2 separate regions of the Mus musculus genome follow, and region 2 is linked to region 1. The links are chromatin contacts, found by Hi-C or POLR2A ChIA-PET in ENCODE. All regions are on one chromosome and are shown on one strand. Each heading gives the region's core, a stretch centred on a gene start or an enhancer-like site at or near the end of the contact. The rest is flanking DNA. Distances are from core to core; before and after follow the strand shown. Region 1 holds the start of Obox6 (oocyte specific homeobox 6). Region 2 holds the start of Crxos (cone-rod homeobox, opposite strand).

What was found. A loop is a pair of places that touch in the nucleus more often than their neighbours do. ChIA-PET counts read pairs that join two places held with the same protein, here RNA polymerase II (POLR2A).
Region 2: a map of gastrocnemius shows a loop between it and region 1 (4-fold over the local background). The contact joins the promoter of Crxos here to the promoter of Obox6 in region 1. A Hi-C loop is called at or near these places in 1 of 37 maps with a recorded cell type or tissue (gastrocnemius). POLR2A ChIA-PET finds 5 or more read pairs at or near these places in 1 of 5 experiments (embryonic stem cell).

Annotation. Positions count from the first base shown.
Region 1 is chr7:15,838,233-15,845,638 of GRCm38, forward strand. It overlaps Obox6 (oocyte specific homeobox 6), which reads right to left and starts at 1,447. Exons shown (of 3, transcript NM_145710.2): 1 at 1,399-1,447.
Region 2 is chr7:15,894,793-15,901,438 of GRCm38, forward strand. Crxos (cone-rod homeobox, opposite strand) reads left to right here and starts at 1,332. Exons shown (of 5, transcript NM_001033638.2): 1 at 1,332-1,465; 2 at 2,612-2,760; 3 at 3,653-3,824. The coding sequence starts at 1,441.

The DNA of each region.
Region 1 (7,406 bases), core at 197-2,696:
ATATATATATATGCCAGGCGGTGGTGGCGCACGCCTTTAATCCCAGCACTCAGGAGGCAGAGGCAGGCGGATTTCTGAGTTCCAGGCCAGCCTGGTCTACAGAGTGAGTTCCAGGACAACCAGAGCTAAACAGAGAAACCCTGTCTCGACAAAACAACAACAACAAAAACCAAATACAAGCCAGGCGGTGGTGGCGCACGCCTTTAATTCCAGCACTCGGGAGGCAGAGGCAGGCGGATTTCTGAGTTCCAGGCCAGCCTGGTCTACAGAGTGAGTTCCAGGACAGCCAGGGCTACACAGAGAAACCCTGTCTCGAAAAACCAAAAAAAATAAAAAATAAAAAATTAAAAAAATATAGATATATATAATCTTAAAAAGAAAGATAAATAGATAAGTAGAAAAGGGGGAAAAAAGAAATGGGCCTCTTCTCGGGCTGGTGAGATGGCTCAGTGAGTAAGAGCACCCGACTGCTCTTCCGAAGGTCCGGAGTTCAAATCCCAGCAACCACATGGTGGCTCACAACCATCTGTAACAAGATCTGACTCCCTCTTCTGGAGTGTCTGAAGACAGCTACAGTGTACTTACATATAATAAATAAATATTTAAAAAAAAAAAAAAAAAGAAATGGGCCTCTTCTCATGCTGCTTCCCAGGGAACCTGCTCATTTTTGCCCAGTGATGTCACCTAATTCCTCCTTTTTTTTTTTTTTTTGAAACAGGGTCCTTATAGATGTCCCTGACGTCCTGGATCTCACTGTACAGACAAGCCTGGCTTCCTTATCACAGAGAGCCACGTGCCAATTGTTTCTGAGTCCTAGAATTAAAGGTTTGGTCCAAACACCCAATATTGTTACACCTTCTAGATGGCTGTGACGCTTTTGAGCCAGAATACTCACCACCACCACCATGCACTATCTAGGCCACCATAAACCTCACTCTGGTCCCAAGGTCACTGGCGAGCCCACGGTAACTTTCTCCTAGTCCTACATGCACACGTTTAAAGTGAAAGAAATCTGAGAAACTCCAAAGTCCCCACCTCCTACAGTAAACCCTCTCATCAATGTATCCAGGCTTTCTGCATGACACAGGACTCGGGCCTGGGCCTAGAATGGAGAACAGAGCACCTGGGGCCCCCGGATTGCTCATTCACAGACCGCCCCTATCCCTGCACTTGACTCATCCTCAGTGTTCACAACTATGGGAGAAACGTACACAGCTCCTAAATTTACCCAATTTCTTCTGCCTCTCTACAGGGCCTATTTTAGACTTCACCAATCAAACACCCATACAAGCTACAGAATGTACTCAAGTCTCCTCCTTCACTAGCTCTCAATCTTCTGCACCATGATTCCCACTTCACCCAGCAACTTTAAACATTTCATTCAGCCCGGCAACTTACCTGAAATCAGAGGGTTGCTATAGTTTGCCCAATCCTCTGTTTGACTTCTACTCAAAGGACCTGCAGTTACGTTTCTCTCCAAACTTGAATTCAATGCCCCTCCCACATTTTGGTTCCTCCCACTCTGCAGACATTCAAATCAATTATCCTCACCCACCCTTTGGTGCCACACTGGTCTCAGCTTGAACTTTCAGAGTTTTAGTTTTTGGGTTTTTTTTATTCTATTTTATTTTTTACTTATTCACTGCCCCCCTTCCCGTCACACACACACACACACATACACACACACACACACACAATCCATTCAACACCCCCACACCCACCTCCCATTCCCCATCCCCTTCTCCTCTGAGTGAGTGGGAGGTCTGAGTGGGTATCAAATCTCTACTAGGCTTTCTCTCCCACTGACACAAGACACGATTAGAAGAAGATATCCTACATACAGGCAAGAGCTTTTGGGATAGCTTCTGTTCCAGTTGCTCTGGACCCACATGAAGACCAGCCTGCACATCTGCTACATACGTGCAGGGAGGCCTAGGTCCATGTTCTTTGGATGGTGGTTCAGTCACTGGGAAGCTTTCTTCACATCTACTGAGGTTTAAATTTTACCACAAAATTGAACACAAATTTAACCAAATAGAATCTTGTGAGGCTATTGCCATCCTGTGAACAACCTCAATATTTTCTGGAAAAGATGGGGAGAGGGGGAGGGAGAAGGAGAGGAAGGGGGAGGGGTGGGGGGAGGAGGAGGGGGAGGGGAGAGAGGGGAAAGGGGAGGGAGGGGAAGGGGGAGGGCAGGGGTGGGGGAGGGGGAGGGCAGGGGAGAGGGAGGGGGAAGGAGGGGCAGGGGGAGGGACAGGGGAGAGGGAGGGGGAAGGAGGGGGAGGGGCAGGGGAAAGGGAGGGGCAGGGGGAGAGGGAGGGGCAAGGGAGAGGGAGGGGCAGGGGGAAAGGGAGAGGGAGAGAGGGAAAGAAGATTGAAAAAATACTGTGTCTCTGTGCCTTTTAGTTAGTTTGACTAAGGGTTTGCCTACCTGGTTGAGCTCTTGGTTTTGTTGATTCTTTATATTTTTCCTCATTGTTTCTAATTGCTTGATTTCAGCCCTAAGTCTGATTATCTCCTTCAAGGAAATAATCAGGAGGAGGGCCTGCTTATTCTTACACCTTCCTGGCTGTAACACCATTCAGCCAGAATACCACTTACTTGTCCTGCATGCATATCTTTTAAGAGAAATAAATCAGGGAAGTCCCATAGTCCCTGCCTTATACATACAAGCCTCTCCATCAACCACCAGATATTCCTATGGGTAGAAGCTCCCATCCTATCCACCCAACCTACAAAGAAACGTCATGCCAAATTCACCCTATTCATCAGCAAGCTCTCCCATCTTTCCCATGTTGTTCTTGGAGCTAAAAGTTTACTCCAAAAGGCTGACCTGAAATTTCTTTTTCATCAGGAACCTTTCCAGCCTCCCCATTTTTTATCCTTTCACACTTAGGAAACCATCCCACCAAGAAGCTCCGCTCAGTCTGCTGCTCAAACCATATGGAATCATGACCACATTCTGGACATCTTTCTTTATTGAGCAAAGATAAATAGGACCATTTTGCTTGGGAACTGAAAATCTAACAGAGAACTTGGTACTGCTATGTTTGTACTACAGCCAGAAAGATGCATCTTCTTTGGAAGTGACCATCTCAGAAAAGGGACCTCCATATAGTTTATAGCTCATGGCTCCTGCCCATTCCTTCCCATTTCTGGAGACTCTTCGTTGCTTTTGTTCTATTCTTTTCCAATTCACCCAAGATCTGTTTACATGGCCATGAACCTCCTGAATCTCACTATATAGACCAGGCTGGCCTGAAAATTACAAACATCCAGCTGCCTTTGGCTCCTGAATGCTAGGATTAAAGGTGTAGACAAACACAACTAGCTTTCTCCACCCTTTATACTGTCCAAGGGCCTGCTCTGCATTCCATCTTGTTAACTGAGTGTATGAAAACAGACACAACACATGTGACTGTGTGAGCACATAAGTCCAGAAGAGAGTGGAAGAGCCCTGCATTGGAGGTCCTGAAAGTGGGGAGACAAAGAACATAGTTGCGGGAACTGAACAGGGTGCTCTGAGCCATCACAAGCACCGAAGATTTTAATTTTCTTAGATATTGTGGCAGACTGTAAAGTAGTAACAGAGATATATGGAGTTGTATTAAAATTACTTTGTTAGCCGGGCGTGGTGGCGCACACCTTTAATCCCAGCACTCGGGAGGCAGAGGCAGGTGGATCTCTTGAGTTCGAGGCCAGCCTGGTCTACAAGTGAGTTCCAGGACAGCCAGGGCTATACAGAGAAACCCTGTCTCAAAAAAAAAATCACTTTGTTGATTTAAAGATAAAGTATGAATAACACAATAGATTATTTTAACTCATTAATTGATTAGGGAAAGTCATAGTGAAGCTGAAGTGTTAGCACAAACTTGGAATCTCAACACTGAGAAGACAGACAGAATGCAAGACCATGCTGGACTCCATGAAGAAATGCTGTATCTAATAGCTGTAAGCAGTCTGTGCTCTATTGTGAAGCCATGTTAGTATCAGCAGGCCTTGCTATAGCTAGAAAATCATATTGATATGAGTGGCCTGTTCTTCACCTTAGTCCATGTCTATGTTTATGGTCCTAACTGCCTCTGTGGGCCTTGTCTGGGTCCATAATTCTTCTGTTGCTGGAGGCCATGTTCTTACATGCTCCAACTTACTATGAAGAACAACAATGATATTGATGTGATATCAATGTCTGCACACTCACAATTAAGAGTGTATGACACAGAAAGCTTCTGTGACAGCCAATAGTCACATTCCAGCACAACCCAAACCCAAACTAACAAACTAAAAACCTAGAGAGGAAGTCATTAAATAGAACTACTAAAATGTGATGGAACGCTGAAGTGCAGCCTTCACAGTTGATGGCTTCTGGCAAGGGTGAAAGAGAAGGACTCAGTTGTGTTTAAGAAGCAGTCCACAAAGAGTATAACTATGCTCTGATGACTATATAGATAACACAAATTGGTCCTGTTTTTATTTTTATTTCTTTTTTTTTACTATTTTTGTTAGGGGAGGTCACAAGATTGAGGTGGACTTGGAAGGATGGGGATATGAATGTGACCAGATGGTACATGATATAAAATTCTAAAAGATTCAATAAATTGTTATGCTGGAAAAATAGCTCTTGTGTGTGTGTGTGTGTGTGTGTATATATATATATATATATATATATATATATATATATATATATATTTGTAATACTTGTAACTTATATATTTGTAATATATCTGTAATATGTATTTGTAATATATTTGTAATATATACTTGATATATGTATACATATATATTTGATATATATATTTGTAGTGGAATTTTCCACTAATTAATTGATTGGATAATAAAGACAACAAGAAGCCGATCACTGGGCAAGGAGGAGGCGGGCCTTCCAGGTCTCAGAGAAAAAAAGGGAACATGGGAAGTAGGCACTTCCTTTTGGACAGTGAGGTGGGACCAAAAGCAGGCAAAATATAGTCTGGGGACTGTTAGATCTGGTGGTAGAATCCACCAGAATCTACCCCCCTGAAGAATAGTTGATGAGTTTAGGATGATAGATCCAAGCCCAGCAGTTGTGTTATCTGTTGGTTTTAAACTAAGATTGTCTAGTGCTTTTTTTTGACTCAGGTAGGTCAGAAGGAAAGAACATAGCTGATGGAGAATTGGGCCAGAATTTAGGATGAAAATGTTGGGCAAGGACTGAGCTCTAGGGGAAAGGTAACCTCAGCAGAGCATAGGTAGGTGAAAGCACACAAACAGCTGCTCAAGGGGACCAAGAAAGCTATCTCAGAGCTCTGAAGAGACAGAGCCTCCTTAAATGGAGTCTCCCTTGGACTTCCAGCTAACTTCATATCTACCACTGGATGTGCTGCTGAAGCTGTGATGGCTTTTGCAGCTTGGCAAAATCTTGTTTAGGCAGGATCTTGGGCTGGAGTTGGGTGTGCAGATATTGCATAAGCTGCCAAGTAACTTGTGATTATATCTACTGCTACTGAGGCTTGGTCATCCTGTACAGACATCAGGGCTTCACATAAGAGACCCTCATTGGTCTGAGAAATGGGGAAAATCAATTCCAGAACATACATGATCTGAGTAGAGAAAGAGGGCTGACACATGATGGTCTCTCACACATGGAAAACATGGATTCTGAGTCTGGGGAAGTATCTGAAGGGCTAAGTTGAGGAGGACAATTGAAAACAGAATATCTCAGGGACAAGGAATCCCCATAGTCAGAGGCCAGGGGAAAGAGTGCCTTTGGGGCTGGCAGATCTAGCACAAAATCCTGCCCTTCATTCCACATTTTGTCTATAACCTCCCTCTGCTACCAGGATGTTGTATTTTTGGGTAGATCTCCCCACAGGCCGGATCATTGTTAGAGAAGATGGATTCCTGGTCTGGGGAATAATGTGAGGGCCTGAGTTCACGAAGAGGGCTCACAACTGATGGTAGCTGACACATGGGGAAGGTGGATTCTGACTTTTGGGCAATATTTCAATGTCTGAGAGGTCAGCCTTGACTATGTAGCAGCTCCAAACCTGCCTAGGATACACAAGTTCTGGCTTAGAAAGGAAAAAAAAAAAAAAAAAAACCACCAAGTAACAACAGAAGCAATAAGAAAATACAAACTGAGGAAGTACTGGAGACAGAATATCTTGGGAAGAGAACAGAAACTACGGATACAAGCATCACACAGAATACAAGAGATGGAAAACAGAATCTCATACATAGAATATGCAACTGAAGAAATCAATACATTAGTCAAAGAAAATATTAAATCGAAAATGTTTCTGACACAAAATATTAAGGAGGAAAGCTGAGACACAATGAAAAGATCGAATCTCAAAATTGTGTGAATAGATAAAGGAGAACAGTTCCAGCTCAATAGTCCAGAAAATAATTCAACAAAATCATAGAAGATAATTTCCCCAACTTAAAAAAGGGATGCCAATAAACATACAAGAAGCTTACAAAACACCAAATAGATTGAACCAGGGAAGAAAACCTTCCTGCCACATAATAATCAAAGCATTAAATGTACCTAAGAAGGAAAGAGTGTTGAAAGCTGCAATGGAGAAAAGCCAAGTAACATATAAATGCAGACCTATCAGAATTACACACAACTTTTCAACAGAGACTCTAAAAGCCAGAAGGGCCTGAGCAGTTATCTTGCAGACACTAAGAGACCACAGATGTAAGCCCAGACATCTATACCCAACAAAACTTGTAGCCAATATAGAGTGAAAACCAGGATATACCATTTAAAAAAATCAAATAAATTTAAACCATATCTGTCCAAAAACCCAGTCCTATGGAAAATATGAGAATAAAAACTTTAACTCAAGTAGGATAAGACACACAAGAAAACACAGGAAATATATAAGTCAACACCAAGAAAACCAAGCAAAGGGAAAATGCAAACACACACACACTTAATATCATCAAACTAACAGGAATTGATAATCATTGGTTATTAATATCGTTCAACATCAATGAACCTGATTCCCCAATGAAAAGACACAAACTAGCAGAATGGATACAAAAACAGGATCCACCATTCTGCTGCAATCAAGAAAAATACCTAAACAGCAAAATACATTATTATCTCAGAATAAAAGAATGGAAAAAGATTTTAGGAGCAAGCTGACCCAAGAAGCACAATGGAATAGCCACGCTAACATTTAATAAAATAGACTTTCAACCAAAAGTAATCTAAAGAGATAGAGAAAGACACTTCATATTCCTCAAAGGAAAAATCCACCAAGATGACATCTCAGTGCTGAATGTTGATGTCCTAAATGCAAAGGCACCAATGTTCATTAAAGAAAAAATTATTAAAACCTAAATCACACATTGAGCTCCACATTTTAATATTGAAAGACTTCAACACCTCACTTTTACCAATGGACAGGTCATTC
Region 2 (6,646 bases), core at 82-2,581, 56 kb after region 1:
ACCTGGTCTACATATTGAGTCCAGGGCAGCCACAGGGACATAATGAGACCCTGACTGAAACACTGATCAGATAAATACATACATACATACATACATACATACATACATACATACATACATACATACAGGAAAGCGCCAGGTGTGGTAGTAAGCACCTTTAATCCCAGCACTCCGGAGACACAGTAAGGTGGCTTTCTGAGTTCCAGTCCAGCCTGTTCTACAAGCTGAGTTCCAGGACAGCCAGGGGTATACAGAGAAACCCTGTCTCGAAAAAAAAAAAAAAATTAAACTATATCTGCCCTTGTTCAGCAGGAGGAATGTCTTGTACAAGAGAACTATCCAGTCACTCTGGCCTTTTAACACCAGCCAGTCTTTAAAAGCAAAAGATGATATCTGGCAGAGGTGGAACACCAGTTTAATCCAAGTGAGTGGGAGACAGAAAAGGTGGATTTCTGACTTTGAAGCCAGACTGGTTTCCATAGTGAGTTCCAGGATGGGCAGGGGTATGAAAATCCCTTCTTTGTTGGAAGATGGAGGGGGGGGGAGGGTAAGACTGGCTCAGTGGTAAAGTAACTAACATGTGCAATGCCACAGCTTCGAGGTTTATTAGAAAAAGAAAAGTTGAAACACCAAAGGGCATGGTGGCTCAAGCCTTTAATCCCAGCACTTGGGAGGCTGAGGCGGGCAGATTTCTGAGTTCAAGGACAACCTGGTCTACAAGGTGAGTTCCAGGACAGCCAGGGCTACAGGGCTACACAGAGAAACTCTGTCTCAAAAAAAAAAAAAAAAAAAAAAAACCACCAAAGGGAGCTAGACTTGGTATCACAAACCTATAAACTCACAAGGTTGAAAGTTCCAACCTTCCCTGGACAACATGACAACATCTCAAACAGATGTCAACAATGAGCCTGTAAAGTGGATCACACCTTTAATCCCAGCACTGGGAGGCAGAGGCCAGTGGTTTTCTGAGTTGGAGGATAGCCTGGTCTACAAAGGAGTTCCTGGACTCATTAGCCATGTATTCCCTTGAATATCCATTTGCCCTAATTTTTAAAAGTAACCCCAAAGAAATCAAGGCAGTCACCTGAGCAAGCCTACAAGGGCAGACACCTTAGTAATCTTAGAGGTTGTCTGGTAATCAGGACAAATGGACGGCCAGGGCGGGCCCCTGACACACTAGGATGGTGCTTTGACATAGAGGAGAAGCAAGCAGATTCGGGAAAGAATGGGGAAGAACACCTGGGTATCTGGCTGGAGTCCATTTCCTCCTACAAAGGAGACACTGGGTGGAGCCTGCCCTTCCTCTTGGCTGGATGCTAAATTGTGGGAGGGGCTACAGGTTGGAGGGTCCCTGCTCAGTGCGCCCAACTTGAAGCTCAGTTTGAATCCTAAATCCTTAGAGCATACCTTCAATCACAACTGAAGTGAGCTACAGGCGAAATGGAAGCATCTCCACGTTCCCTGAGTAAGTCTGGGCCCTAAAAACCCTGTTACATGAAGTCTGTCGGGTGGACAGGATTGCTATGGTGAGGCCTGGGTTTGCATTTCCCTTTTGGCCCAAAGAGCAGACCGGGTCTTGTAGAAAGTAAGGCCATGACAGTGGAGTTGGGGGTCTATGTGGTGGTGTCAAGAGAGCTGGTCTGAACCCCAGGCACTTTGGCTCCTCCAGGGTCCACAATTAAGGAAGGGAGAACCAATGTAACAGCAGCTAATTATGAGGCTCTTGGTCGGATTCCTCCAAAAAACCTATCTGCTTAGGTTGAGGCTACTGTATTAGCAAGGGAAATGTTTGCAGACTCATATGAATTCTTTTAGTTTTGATTTTCATTTTGTAAGATTTGCATTTGACAGGTTTTCCTTCAGGGAGGGTGCTAATAGTTGAGTTTAGTAGACCTCACACAGGCATGTTGGAAATGATCTTGAACAATTGTGTGTATCTTTGGAGGCATGGTCTCTCCCTGTAGATCAAGCTGGCCTCAACTCTGATATCTACCTCCCTCTGCCTCCCAAGTGCTAAGATTTTAGATTAATAGCTCCATGCCTGGCTATGTTGAACCTGGCAATGTTGAAATCTTGTAAGGAAATCCTTCTACCTGAGTGCTGGGATTACAGGCTTACAACCGCCATTCTCCGCCAAATTCAGTCTATAGAGACTCTATAATTCCAGCAACAAAATGAGCAGTTCAGACTTTCCATACTCCTGCCTCAATTCTCCCATTGCTGGGCTTAAGAGTGTGACTATCCACTCTGCTTTTGCTTTTTTTTTTTCCCAAAGATTCAGGTCTTTAGCCCCAGAAAAGTTTAACTGGATGGAATTGGAAAGTGGGGAATTAAAGTGGGTCACAGGTATCTTATTGATGCATAGACTACCCAAGAGGAAAATCAGAGATTGGGGTTGTGAGAGAGACTCATCTCCTGACAGTGGCTAAAACTGTGTCAGGGGTACATGCAGGCAAGGCTGTAGAGGTCTCAGGACCTCTTTGTTCAATAGGTTAGCTCCTACCATGAGTCCCTCAAGATCACATTTCACACCATCAGGCTTGACAGTGAGGGCTGACTCTCCACTCTCATGATAGAGATTGCCTGACCCATTTCTCCTTCTCTGTCTTAGCCTCCTGTACCCTGGGTCCCCTTGACCAGAAGTTCAGTTGGGAGCAGCTTTCAGAGCTGGAAGCATACTTCAAGGTGGAACCATACCCAGACCTCCAGGATCGAAAGATCATGGCCACCAGACTGAAACTGAAAGAGGAACAAGTTGAGGTCAGATTGCCATCTCCAACCTTATATGCCTCTAAGTCAGTGTTCTCCACACTGAGAACCCATTGGGGTCAAAAAACCCATTCTCAGAGATTACCCTGTAGATATTCTGCATTTCAGATACTTACATTAGGATTCATAACAGTAACTAAAAGACAGTTAGGAAATAGAAACAAGAGTTATTTTGTGGTTGGAGGTCACATTGGTGCTTTCTGGAAAGAAGACACAGACAGACTGCCTCCTATGAGAAAACAGTGTGGGTCCAGTCTAAGGCAGCAATTCTCAAGCTGTGGATATCCAACTCATTGATTCTGGGATGAACAAATCTTGCCCAGAGGCCAGACCAGACCAACAGAATACAGAGACATTCACACCATAGCAATTCATAATAGTAGCAAAATTACACTTATGAAGTAGCAGTGAAAATAATTTTCACTGGACAGGGTTGCTCTTTTCTTAAAAACACTCCATAGACCATGCTGACCTCAAACTAAGAGAAGGCCTGCCTTTAACTCCCAGTGCTGGGATTAAAGGTGTGAGTCACCCTACCAACCTCTACCCACTCCAACAAGGCAAAAACAATTTATTGGTTTGGGGATTGGGCAGACAACAACACAAAGAAGTTTATTAAAGGCTCAAGCATCATGAAGGTTGAAAACCATATACATGCTAGGCACTCTAGCAGGCTGCATCCCTGGATGGTAGGCCCTACCCTTGAGGCCTCTCAGTATTCCTTAGGGGCCTCCTTTTGGGTCCCTCATGGAAAAGAAGGCTAGAGAACATTTTGGGGGCAGCTTTGGGGAGCTAGCTTAGGGGGATGCCCCTAGCATGACCTCAAAGGCTAGGGAGCACATGGTCCTTCCTTAGATATGTTTACATGTGTTCTTCCCTGCAGGCTTGGTTCATCCAGAGATCCTTGGAGGAGGAGATGCGGCCCCCCTTGGCCAGGCTGCAGCAGTCTGCCCTGGATGGTACCTCTTCTCCTTCCCACAAAGCCCTGTGCTGCAGGCCACCAAGCTGGAAGTACAGGCTCATTCCCATCAATCCCCCTGAGTCCTCGACCAGCTGTAAGCACAGTTGCTGATCCTCCTTCCCCATGGGCCACTCCAACATGTACCACAAAAACTGTTTCCCCAATTCCCCACCCCCTATCACAGGCCTGGCTGCACCAAACTCATCAAATGGTGGATGCCTCCCAGAACCCTCAGGGTCAATGTTTGAATACCTGGGTGCCAGGACAGATGACATTGGACAGAAATGGTGCAGAAATGGTGTTGAGTCTCCACCTAGGGCCTCCACTTGAATGTCCAGGGCCAAACCCCACTGCTGTGGTTCCACTTCTTTTAACAGCCTCCCCTCAAAAGTGGCCTCTCCTTCAGGATAGCTATCAACTCAATGTGCAGCACAGTATCACACTGACTTCTTGCCTCCTTTCCCAAGGCATGGTTACAGGCTGACATATACTGCCAGAACAACCACTTCCCAAGAGATTGACTGGCTAACAAGGCTGGATTTTTATTCCCTCTGACCTTGATCACTCATCTTGTACCAATGAGTAACTTATTGGTTTGTGTGTGATTGGATTGTATTTTTTTTTTGGTCTATTGGTGTTTCTGAGGCACCTGCTTGGGGATTTAGATCTTGGAGTGGCTCATTGATAACATGAAATTGTTGACAAATTGGTTTTTTAAAAAAGCTTGTGTTGTTTTCACAAAAAAATACTTTGTGTGGAAGCTGGCTGTTGTATAGAAGTCAGGACAAAGGACAGCATAGGATTAGGGTCTCCTGGTGCTGGAGTGGAGCTTAGCTCTTCAGGCTTCCTGCCAAAGGTCTTTCATCACAGTCGCCTCAATAGCTAGGTTTCTTATTTGTGCGTGATGCTCTTTGAGGTAAAAGTTTCACTGTGATACTTCTAGCTGGCCTGGACTTTGCACCATTAACCTTGAATCTGAATTAACTCCAGATGTGCCTAGCTCTGCCTCAAAGTGCTGGTATATAAGGCTCATACCACCACTGTGCTATCCCTGATCCCAAAGTCTTTAAGCTTAGACTTGAAGTTGAGGAAACTCCCTCCCGAGAGTTTGATTAACACCTGGACATAATGGAAAATCAGGAATTTATTGTATATGTATGGACTACACTAGTGAGACCGGTTACAGCAGGACTAGAAGCCTCTGCATGGACCATCCCTGCCTATGGAGATCAGGCTGGCCTTGAACTCACAGAACTCTGCCTGCCTTTGCCTCTTGAGTAATGGAAGTGAAGGTCTGCTCCGACATGCGCAGGCTGCAGATGACATTCCTTGGGTTTGGTGGAAGTTACTGTTGTGATCATACTTTAGAAAAGGTGAAGGATTTATATTGTTATAGGTATGGCTACACTGCGGCCCTGGACAGCCCAGGATGACTTTGCTTTAACCACACACGGTCTCCAAATGCTAACAAAGCAACCTCATTGTTTGGGTTTTGTTATTAAAACAGGGTCTCTAAGTAACACTGGCTGCTCTAGAATGCTCTATGCAGACCAGGTTGGCCCTCAAATCTCAGAGATCCACCTGTCTTCTTCCCACCACACCCCCAGTGCTCTCATCAAAGGCATGGGCCACCTGACTTGGTTCCCTGTAGAATCCTCCAAACAGACAAGGGTGACATGGAAATTTATATTCCTGATAACTTCAGTTCCTGAGACAGGGATTGATGTTGTCAATTCAGTCAGGTGATGTTTCAATAAATTATTCAATGTCTATAAATATGATCTGTGCCTGCTTGTGAGAAACCAAGCATCCCTCCACTCTAAATTTGTGAATGAAATTATTCAGTCTAGACCCCAATCTCTTTCTCTTTTCTTTCAAAACAAGGTTTCTCTGTAGCCCAGGTTGACCTTGATTTTAGAGGCTGGCCTCCCTCTGCCTCCCAAAGGCTGGGATTAAAGGCTTGCACCACCACTACCTGCACTTGCTAGCCTCCTAACAAAGCCTGATCTAAAAAGTAGAGACAGTTGGGTGTGGTGGGACTTGCCTTTAATTCCAGGCTTAGAGGCAGAGTGCAAGGACAGCCCAGTGTGTACACAGCCGAGTTCCAGACTAGCCAGAGTTCCTGCTCAAAGCCTTTATGAAGAAAAAACAAAAACAAAAGACCTGGGAATGTGGTATGCACATTGCTAGATTTCATTTTTAGTAGCACACTCAGACTCATACTCTTCATCTCCAGTGATTGAAGCCAAGGTCTCATATACATGCCTGTAATCCCAGCATGAAATCTGGAAGATCAGCCCTTCAAGGTCAAGCAATGCTCACATTACCAGAAAGCAAAGATGGCCTTTGATCCAAGCACCTGGATTAGAGGCAGGCAGATCTCTGAGATCTTGAGGACAACCTGGTCTACATATTGAGTCCAGGGCAGCCACAGGGACATAATGAGACCCTGACTGAAACACTGAACAGAAAAAGAAAGAAAGAAAGAAAGAAAGAAAGAAAGAAAGAGAGAGAGAGAGAGAGAGAGAGAGAGAGAGAGAGAGAGAGAGAGAGAGAGGAAGGAAGGAAGGAAGGAAGGAAGGAAGGAAAGGGAGGTAATTTTTCTCCACAAAAGAGCATAGAAGCAGTTGTCTCCAAGACACACCTTAGAGAAACTACCAAGCAGTGGAGTTTCCTGACCACTCAGGTCCAGACGACCAAGGGGAGCCCTATGAATCTGAAGTAGCATTCCTAGTGTCCTTGGGAACCAGGGACAGGGTGTGTGAAGGAAGGGGACAACACAGACGAGGAGCTCTGGTTGGTCCCTGCTCTTCTTATAGAGCTTTAGAAAGAAAATAAGGTGAACACGGGGAAGGAGGTCACAAGCTGCAGGCCCATTTCCTGGAATCAAGATCCTAGTGAGGCCATGCTGCCCTC